2 separate regions of the Homo sapiens genome follow, and region 1 is linked to region 2. A link is an interaction called in ENCODE POLR2A ChIA-PET data of the cell type or tissue named here. Cell type or tissue: GM12878. All regions are shown on one strand. Each heading gives the region's core, and the rest is flanking DNA. Links, peaks and the distances in the headings are about the cores only.

Region 1 (5,377 bases), core at 61-5,060, 64 kb before region 2:
AACCTGGCTAATTTTTGTATTTTTAGTGGAGACAGGGTTTCACCATGTTGGCCAGGCTGGTGTCAAACTCCTGACCTCAGGTGATCCACTCACCTCGGCCTCCCAAAGTGCTGGGATTCCAGGCCTGAGCCACCATGCCCAGCCCATAAAATTCTTAAATAAGTCTTGTTTATATAAACCTTGATCTTACCATTTTTGTAATGATGTCATTAATTCTAATTTATACATATGTTGACTTAATATAAAAATATCTTTGAAAGTGTGTTAGACCCCTCAATATAAAATCAGAACATACCTGTTAATACATACTACTAGAATTTAAGTTTTTGATAGAAAGAAGATGTCATTAGTTCTAATTTATACATATGTTGACTTAATATAAAAATATATTTGAAAGCATCTTACGCTCATCAATATAAAATGAGAACATAGCTGTTAATACATATTATTAAAATTTAAGTTTTAGATAGAAGGAAGAAGGTGTTTAGTAGTACCATAGAGTGACTATAGTTAGCAATAATTTGTTGCATGTTTCAAAATAGCCAAAAGAGGGGAGTTAGAATGCTCCTAACACAAAGAAATAATAAATGTTTGAAGTGATGGATATCCCAATTACCCTGATTTGGTCATTACAGATCATATGTTTTGGTTCAAGACATTCTCCTTCCTATCCTTGCTGTGTGTCAGCAATTCTAGTTCTTCATGATAATCACTCCTGCCAATATGGTGCATCAGTATAAGAAGCCTTACGCAGATCAAAATATCACACGACTTCATACATAAGTATAATTATTATGTATCCATGATAATTAAAAACCAAAAAAACTGAAATAAGAATTTAAGTTTGTTATATTCTTATGTAAAATGGTTGAATAATATATTTCAGTTAATCTTTCTTAGGAAATGCAGTCTAATATTTATTAAATGAAAGTTCTATCAATGGCAAAATTGGCCCAGGAAGTTTTAACATTGCAGGGGGATAATACTGATTAGAAATTCAAGTCCCTGGACTTCAGTTCAACTGTGAACTATTAATCCAAAGAGGAACAATTGGTCTTGCCTTATATTATCATAAATTATCATCTTTTTCAGATCACTTCCTAGTTTTCCCAGGAGTAATAGCCAGTTGGGAGTATATTCATTTATAAAAGTATTATGAAAATCTAAAAGTTTAAAATGTAACAGGCCAACCTGGCTGACTTGTCAGAAATGAATGATGCTTTAAGGGCATAAATTGTAAAAAGCACATTGTGAAGATGTTGTCCCAAAGATCTGTTTACTAAAGTGCGTGGAAGGATAGCAGTGTTTTCTTTCGGACAGCTTTGACACCACTCCTAATGAGAGAAGAAACCAGTACTTTATTTTGTTTAACTGTGGAGGTCACAGTACAGACTCATCCATCAGACCAGCAGCTTCCTCCTCCTCCTTCCTAACTGAGAATGGACTCCAGGCTACACAGCAAAATTTCCCCTTTTCTTTCATTCCATGGAATTTCACAACAGAGTCTCCCTGGCAATGCAGAGGTGCTGTAGTCATTTTTACAAGCAAATCATCCAGAAAGACACCCACAGATGACACAGCACATCTTGGTGTGAAGATTGTGGAAAGGATGGTATTGTTTCAATACCCTCTTGATGGCTTTTACGCCAATAAATTTCCTGTCTCTGAATCTTCTATGCAAAATCTGACCTTCAATTGAGCTAACTAGTGCCAGCTCAAAGCGTTGTGGTTTTTCTTGAGTAATAAGCGCCATTTTTGAAAGTTGGGAAGAAAGACAAGAAGATTTATCATCTGGGGTTTATGGAAACTTTAAACGTGCATCTCTTGAGGTCTTCTCTAGGGACTAATAGTCTGATACGAGTAGCATCATTGCTTAACCTTTCTTAAACACCAAGTCAGATGTGTTGCTTCCCTGTTACCCATTGCTGTCTCCAAGAGATGTTCCGGCTTCGCGCTTACACTCCCCATCTTCATTGTCTGTCCTCACCTCTGCCCTCGCCACTCAGGGAATCTGTTTATGAACCAATCTGGCTAGTCTCTGAAAGTCACCATGCTGGCGACCCCGATCTCAGCTACCAGCAGCTCACTCTGTGGGCAAAAGAAGAGCAGCTTTTTTTTTTTTAAGTTAGTGAAACCAGCAAGGTTCAATAACTTCCTGGGAAAGCTGGGACTTGATGATAAATGAGAAATAAAAGCAAGTAAAGATTTCTTATCCAAGCTTCTCCTGCCTTAATTTTCAAAACTAGAATCTGTCCTCCTTCATTTTAGTACTAATTGCAGAAATCATTCCAAAATGTGACTGAACCCATTGGCAATGCCCAGTGAGCACGGCATCTCTTAGTGTGTGTTTTAAGAACTGAAAGATCCCACAGTGGATTTCCCCTCACATATAACTCTGCTGGATTTTAGAACCTAGAGCTTAACACACATTTAGAGAAAATATCTCATAAATCCTGGCAAAGCTTGCAAATAAAGGAGCATGTGTAATATGTAAGTATTTTGTCAGGGTTTACATTTCAGAAAGGGGGAGTCGCAAAGAAAGGAGGAGAGGGGGCAGAGACCCGAGGATCTCCTGGGTCCAGATTCCGACCTTCCAGGTTGCTGCTTTCAGCACTCTCTTGATGAAACCCAGCCACCCACACAGTCAGAACAGATTTGACGAAGGTTAACCAAGTGTCTTAGGGAACTTCTGTGGCCTGGTAACGGTTGCCTGAAAAAGTGTGCCTGAGGTTTTTCATACCCTGCCGGGAGAACTGCAGTCGGAACTTCTTGGGGAATGCACAGCAGTCCCCTGGGCTGCAGAGCCTTGGGGATTTCCAGGGTGGGGTGATGAATCAGTGATGCTCTTGGCGACATTCCTCCCCACCAAGGTTGTCAGGGACTCCTAAGTGTTCTCCTTCTGTCACGTAAGCAGAGCCCCAAAGCTGCAACTGTGCGGACACCTGTCCTTAGTTCTAGCACTCATTTCATTTCATTTTTTTTTTTTTTTTTTTTTTTTTTTTTTTTTTTTTTGAGATGGAGTCTCACTCTGTCGCCCAGGCTGGAGTGCAGTGGCGGGATCTCGGCTCACTGCAAGCTCCGCCTCCCGGGTTCACGCCATTCTCCTGCCTCAGCCTCCCAAGTAGCTGGGACTACAGGCGCCCGCCACTACGCCCGGCTAATTTTTTGTATTTTTAGTAGAGACGGGGTTTCACCGTTTTAGCCGGGATGGTCTCGATCTCCTGACCTCGTGATCCGCCCGCCTCGGCCTCCCAAAGTGCTGGGATTACAGGCGTGAGCCACCGCGCCCAGCCTCATTTCATTTTTATTCCCTGCAATAAGTTGAAACAAGAGGGGAAGAAGAAAAGGGAAAGCAGCTCTCAATAGAAGGTTTACCATTTAGCTGACTCTGACTCTGAACCTCAATGGCCTCATCTTTAAAATGGGATAGCAACCTATATCACTGGTTGCAAGAAGTACAAATATTAGTAAAAAGACTCTAAAAATGTAAAAAGCATAAAGCAAGTGGAAAAGGTCATCACAAGGTTCAGTTCTGACACCAACTAGTTGTGTGCTCGAATGGACAGTGAATATAATTGTCAAAGTCCCTTCCAAAAATTCCACGATCCTGTGAAAAGTCAAACAAAAGACACGGTGGCTCACACCTGTAATCCCAGCACTTTGGGAGGCCGAGATGAATGGATCACTTGAGGTCAGGAGTTCGAGACCAGCCTAGCCAACATGGTGAAACCCCATCTCTACTAAAAATAAAAAATTAGCCGAGCGTGGTGGTGCATGCCTGCAATCCCAGCTACTCGGGAGGCTGAGGCAGGAGAATCTCTTGAACCCGGGAGGTAGAGGTTGCAGTGAGCCGAGATTGCGCCACTGCACTGCAGCCTGGTGACAGAGCAGGACTCTGTCTCAAGAAAAAAAAAAAAAGTCAAACAGAAATTAAAAATCACCAAGTACTTTCTGTATGGCTAAGGTGGTGCTCAACTCAACAGTATCCTCTGTACCTAATCATCTGGAGTTAGTTCTTTTAGCTTCAATTTAAATAGTGTTGCCATCCCACATTTCTTCCCCCTTTCCCACTCTGGTAGTCTCAGAGCTACTTTAGAATTTTCCCTGCAAAGCATCCTGGCTCTGGAGAGGAAATGTGACTCTTTGGCTGAGGTTCAGGCAGCTCTGCTCCTTGCTCTTGAGTTTTAATTCCATGAACAAGTGAGGATTGAGTGGCCTACAATATGAACACTGCTGGGGGCTTAACAAACACGATGTGTATGACTTCAGACAGCCAGAATCTCCTTCCTTCTTGGCAGAGATAGACACAGCCAACCTCTCTTTTAGAGCATTTCTGTTAGACTAGACCCTCCCCATTAAAACCGTGCCCCAGATATCATCACCTCGACTCCAGAGAGCTGATGTAACTAGCTCTGTGGGAAAGAGATTTTCCAGCTTGAGTGTTAAGTAAATTTAAGTGAACCAAACTCAGATGTTTATCCAGTCAACCCCAAAAGCAGGGAAGCGGGTGGAGGTGGTCAAGTAGAGAAGGGACAAAGGCCCTGATGCTCCCAAGCTGCCGAGTTGGGCACTGTCCTAACACAAACTGTCCCTCCTACAAGTTGACCTTGTTTCCCTGGACACACTGGTGTGCCCGTCCCCATGCCTTTGCTCTTGCTGTGCCTTCCCTTCCAGAACTGCCTTCTCTCCTCCTTCCAGCCCTTTGATTGGCATACAACAAAGATTTCTTGAACACATTTTGGGGTTCAGCACTGGGCTAGGCATTATGGATCTAGAAAGATAAACATGACATGATCAATACTCCCAAGGCGCTTGGTCCCCAGTAAGGCAGATGGAATTCCAGCAGTAAATATCTAGTGATTACAGTGGGATGAGTGCCTGATGGAGTGGCTGAGAGAGTGTGAAGAAAGAAGAGATTCCTATGGCTGGAGGGAGTGAGAAGCTTCCTGGAGGAGGCAGCAATGGTGTCTTGAAGGAGGGTTTCAAGAGACTAGGATGGGCATGAGAAGAGGATGAGAGAACAACTGGCCTGACTGCGCCCGCAGGCCTGATTGGTCTGACAAGGGATCTGAAAGGACAGTGACAAGGAAGGAAACCAACCTTTGTTGAGCACCTACTATGTGTAAGCACATATATTTTCAGATATCTTTACCATTACCCTCAATAGGTTGAATTATTCCTATTTGTAGGCAGAAAAACAGAGCTTTAAAGAGATTGAGTGACTTGTTTTGGGTCCCAAAGGCTAGGATGTGGCAGGTCCAGGACTTTTCGCCTAGTCTTCCCAACTCCAAAGTCTGTTCACTTTCTCTACACTAAGCTGCTTTCCTGGATCTGAGGCTGGAAAAGGCCGATTATGGCCACATGCTAGAAAGCTAAA
Region 2 (5,377 bases), core at 236-5,235:
ATTATCCCTTTCAGTGTGTCATCTGCCTCTGGTGGTTCCCTGGCTGGTACAATGTACATAAACCAGGTTAATGACGCTGAAGATCCCTACTAGAGCCCCACATTCACAAGTGCACCGTGGGAACTGATGCTAGCAAGTATGATTCTGTTTCCTCCAGGGACATAGTGACAAGATCTGCCTTCAGCAAAGACACAGCATACTTCATCTTGCATTCTTTTTTCACAAAAGGAGTGGCAAACCCAGAAATAGGCTGAGTAATCACTATCTTGAGAGAGTATTTGGCATTCAGAGAAAAACACCAGCTTTGGGATCAGCCTTCCCCAGCTCTCCTACCTACATCTGGCTGATATCGGGCAAGTTACCACTCTGGGCCTCAATATCTTAGTCTGTTAAAGAGGACAAAAATATCTAGTCTACAGGGTTATTAAAAAGTAACAAATTTTAAATGCCTGGTCCAGAGTATGTCTTTAATAAATCTAAATTCTCTCCCCTTTTACTTTAAGGTTTCCATTGTTTTCTCTCGGGTCCTGGACTTGCCTTTGGGTCTCAGAATCCTCCTCCTGTTCTCCTCCTTAACATGAGTTGAGTTCACTTTACCCAACCATCTTGAATCCTTAAGTCCCAAGGGCTTCATTCTTAGACTGTAATGGGAGGATGGGTTTCTCAATGATTCTAGGTACCAGCGATTTTCCTTGTGATGTAACACACATGCACACACACACACACACACTTGAGCACACACATGGAAACCTGATCCAGGACAAGCTCATTCCCACTTATGACTCATGCTTCCATTCAGATAATAGCAACTGGTCTCCAGAGAATATTACAGGGGATAAAACGGCAGGGAGAACAAATGGATCAGAGTGAGAACACTTTTTGGAAATAATAGTCACTAAGGGCCCAGGGAGCTGATGCCTGGCTTGGCTAGAATTTAGTAGGTATTTCTTCCAAGGCAATTTTTAATTGGTGCTCAGTTCTTTGTGGCAAATTCAAGAGAGTTTCCAATTAGTTCAGTCATGACCATGGGGTGGAACCAGTCCGGGCTTCCTCTTCTAATGATTAGATCTGAAATGATGAAGCCTATGAAATTCCAATTTGGAGTTCTCCAACAAGCCATCGCCAGCCTTCATACTTTAGGAAAACATTTCAGGCAGTGGTTCTCAAATTTTCATTCACATCAGAATCACATTCCCAGAATCACAATCATATGCCCCATCCAATGATTTTATAATTGCCCTTGCATTTTTAAGAAGCTCCCCAGATGATCCTCATGAATATTAAAGACTGATAACAAATGATGCTAAGGGACTTAAAGAAGAGCTGTCCCATCCCCTCAGTGCACCTGCCAGATGAATTAGAGAAAGGCGATCTGTCACTGGTGAACACACCCACGCACGTTGCCACTGGCTGATGACTAAGGCAGCAGCAGGGATGAGCCAAGGGATATTTCTCTCTGGCTTTCAAAAGGAGCTTCTCTCTGACTTATTTCTTGCAAAAGATTTGGCAGACACATTCAATACGAACTTTCCACATAATAAAATTTCTCGTGGACAACTGATGAAGTGTGTTGCTTGGTAAGTGAAGAAAGCATAGAGTGTAGGCAGCAAACTGGGTCTCCATTTGGAGAGTGAGGGAGCAATTCTGGGTGAGGCAGAGAGTGAGCATATGGCAGAAGCACAGATGTTAGAGCTGGAAGACTCTGGGCTGCCTAAATTTATATTCTGCCTTCACAGTGTTGCCCTGCCTGCCTAGGTCTCCACACTTCCAGCACAGTGGCCACAAGCCACACGTGGCCATGAGCCCTTGAAATATGCCTGGGCCATATCAAGATGTGACATAAAACACACACCAGCTTTTGATGAGTTATTACCAGAAAAAGTCAATTAGGGCTGGGCGCAGTGGCTCATGCCTGTAATCTCAGCACTTTGGGAGGCCAAAGTGGGTGGTTCAGGAGTTCAAGACCAGCCTGGCCAACATGGTGAAACCCCATCTCTACTACAAACACAAAAATTAGCCGAGCATGATGGCGCCTGCCTGTAATCCCAGCTATTCAGGAGGCTGAGGCAGGAGAATCACTTGAACCCGGGAGGCGGAGGTTGCAGTGGGCCCTCAGAAAAAAAAAAAAAGTCAATCAATAAAATCTCTCAATAATTTTTCTAGTGATTACATGTAGAAATGGCATTTTTGATATACTAAGTTAAATAAAACATCTGTTATTAAAATCACTTTCAGCTACTTATTTTTTATTCCCTGTGACTCACAGAAAATTTTAAATCATGTATGTGGCTCCCATTTTGTCTCCCATTGTATTTCTAGTGGACAGTGTTGACCATACTAATATTTACCTGATTGTTTTTTCTTTAAATTTGACTTACCTTTTTTACCTAACTAAACTTAGTCTTATCCCAGGTACCAATAACCATGAAATCATAAGTTTGATGTGCCAGTTAAATTTTTTCTAATAAGCATTAAAATAAATATATAAAATAGCCTGTCCATCCACTACCTAAATTTGGTTTGTGTTTTGCCAGTGGTACCCAAAAGCGCATTTGGGGAAACACGCGTCTAGTCTAAGCCCTTTGACACCTAGGAAGAGGGAAAGAGAACATGGGGTCCGAGGCAGAGGCAGCCAGGGCTGTTTAGTTTAGTATCATCTGTGAGTTGCAGGGGGTTGGGATTACCTGGGGCTTCCAGCTGCGGGAACAGCCCCCCACACAAACAAGCTCCCAGTCACTCGCGGGCATGGACCATAGATTGCGTGACTCTCAGCACAGAGGGAGTGGCTTCTGGTCACACTCTCTGGGCTTCCACTCAGCCCTGGCATTTCATCACGTAGGCGCCGTTCTTAAAGGGCCAGTAAGAAGTGCAGCTTGCTTTTGAGTAATCGTGGAGGCAGGCCATGCCCTTCAATAACCCCTGTCTGCCCCGCTGCCTGTCAGACCACCACCGGCTTCCCTCTGCCTCTCCCTCCCCCACCCCCCACCAGCACTGCTTCTGGGTGGTAGTTGCCATTGCCACAGTTCAAGGCTCCTTTGGCTCACAGCCTGATATCGGGGGAGGAGTTTGGTTTTGTCCTTTGGCCACAGTCCTCCTGAGAGGCTGTGTGAGCCCCTTGCCTTGGCCAGGGGTAAGGATCCTCCCACGAAGATGAGAGGCCAAACCAACAGCCCTGTCCCACAACTTTTTGTAACCCCCTAACCCAGCAGGTGCTTGATCAGTGCAAGTGAGGAGCCAGCCAGGGCCGGGGTGGTAGCGGGGGGGGGTGGGGGGGGTGGCAGTAGGTTCCTACTGTTTCTGCCTAGATCTCCCCTCCAACCAGCAATGTTTCCTCCTGAGGAGGAGGAGGAGGAGGCTTGGGGCCAGTCCCAGCAGCCAGGACTCAACACAGGTGCAAAGTGAGAGAACTCTGGCTTTCCTCAGAGGAGCCTTCTAGAACATTTTGGGCCCTTTAAACTGGCCCCCGCAGGAGGTCCAAAACAGTCTCCTCACAGACATCAGGGCACGCCCAGCAGTGGTCCTGGGCAGCTCCCCGTTTTGTCAGTCTTGCTGTTGCTTCCCCAGCCTCCCTGGCGTTCTCATTCCTCAGAGCTCCCGTCTGCTCTCAGTCTTCTTCATGTCTCAGGCCTGCCCCGATGGCCACTTTCAGCTAACGTGATTTCAACCTTCACCCAATAACCAGATATAAGCTCCTCACAGCCCCAGCTGAGATATTCCCTGCCCCAGAGCGGACGGCGGGAAGCCCACCAGTCAGAGCAGCTCCCGCCTCCCTGACATGACAGAAGAATGCCCTGCCCAGAGCCCGGCCTGTCCCCTCAGAAGAGAACTTGAATGGCTGCACCCACACACAGGGCTGGCAGGGCTATCTAGTTCCTCAGGAACCCATCTGAAGACCAAAATGGGAATTTAGTGGGAGTCCTGGCCTTCAATCCCAGCTCGGCCTCTATTTACTCATCTTTAATATTTTTTTGTTTGTTTTTTTGTTTGTTTGTTTTTGTTTTTTTGAGACAGACATCTCACTCTGTCACCCAGGCTGGAGTGTAGTGGCCCCATCCGGACTCACTGCAACCTCCGCCTCCCAGGTTCAAGTGATTCTCCTGCCTCAGCCTCCTGAGTAGCTGGGACTACAGGCATGTGCTGCCACACCCAGCTAATTTTTGTATTGTTAGTAGAGATGGGGTTTCGCCATGTTGGCCAGGCTGGTCTCGAACTCCTGACCTCAAGTGATTCACCCACCTTGGCCTCCCAAAGTGCTGGGATTACAGGCATGAGCCACCATGCCTGCCCATTTATTCACCTTTAAATGGGCACTGGGATGTTGTGAGGTCACGTAGAGTTGAAGTGTGCAGCTTGAAATGCTAAGGAGATGAGGGAACACCAGCAAGGAATCCAAACTGTTTGTGCCTTACCTCCATGAAAATGATAACAATAGTGAATAACCCTGGAGCAGTTACAATATGCCGCCTGTTCTTAGCAATGTATCACCTCATACAATCTTCATCACAACCTGAGGGAAAAGATTCAGAGAGGTTAAGTCACTTGCCCAAGGTCACACAGCTTCTAGGCAGCAGAGCCAGTCTGTCCTTAACCTGAGTGCACTGCCTCCTTCCCTGTGCCTTGTAAGAGATGGCAGAAAGGGAGAGGGGGAACCAAGGAGAGGGAAGGAGGAAATATATTCAGTGCAGCTGCCCCAACGTCCCTCAAGGACAAGCACAAAGGGGTGGTGTGGACAAGCATAATGCAATTGGCCCAGGTGGCTTCCTCTCATTTGTCCCTCTTATCACCACAGTCCCACACTCAGCAGAGTCCCCTCAAGGTCATGCACCACACGCCTGTCCCCAGGGGTCTGTGACAGGCTTTCAGGGTCTGTGCGGTTGACAGCTTGAATTTGACAAGATCTGTGCTGAAAATGAAGCCCCTTAACTGACACAGAAAGCCACCCCCGGCCCTCCCTGGGGGCCCCCCGTGATGGATGGGCCTCTCTCTGAGGCCTCAGTGGGCCGGCTGGGGAGGACCGAGGTCCTCAGGGCCTCGCTGGAGCTGGCAGGAGGTCAACTGCTGTCTGAATGACTGCTCTGTGCCAGCCGCCTCTCTCTTCCTCAGCACAGGCCAAGGTCTGTCTTTGGCAAGCTCCACACGCCCCAGAGGGCTGGGCACACTCCTGCCCCGATGCTCCCCTTTCTCTCTGCAGGGACAGGCCATAGACCCCACTTCCAAACCCCATTTCTCCTCACAGCCCAGGGCCTGAAGGGAACCCGCTGGATGCAAAGCCGAGGTAACCTCTCATCCTATTGTGCCATTCCTTGTCCACCTCCTATAGACACAGACACACACACACTGTCACAAAACGACAAGATGGTATGCATGCCGCACCTAA

Evidence for each region. ChIA-PET counts read pairs that join two places held together with the same protein. Peaks named below come from ENCODE experiments on the same cell type or tissue, not always from the same donor. Only the 100,000 strongest peaks of a DNase experiment are listed, where the experiment ranks them.
Region 1: POLR2A ChIA-PET joins it to region 2 with 8 read pairs; 3 of 35 experiments call an interaction of 5 or more read pairs at or near these places.

The regions. Positions count from the first base shown.
Region 1 is chr2:136,307,594-136,312,970 of GRCh38, reverse strand. No RefSeq gene overlaps it. Among named protein-coding and RNA genes, the nearest start is that of CXCR4, 190 kb to the right of the region's middle. In GM12878, for the core only: no CTCF peak of the experiment used is centred there; DNase peaks (open chromatin) are centred at 1,666 and 2,770.
Region 2 is chr2:136,243,833-136,249,209 of GRCh38, reverse strand. No RefSeq gene overlaps it. Among named protein-coding and RNA genes, the nearest start is that of CXCR4, 130 kb to the right of the region's middle. RefSeq lists enhancers at 4,533-5,033, 5,034-5,377. In GM12878, for the core only: no CTCF peak of the experiment used is centred there; a DNase peak (open chromatin) is centred at 2,849.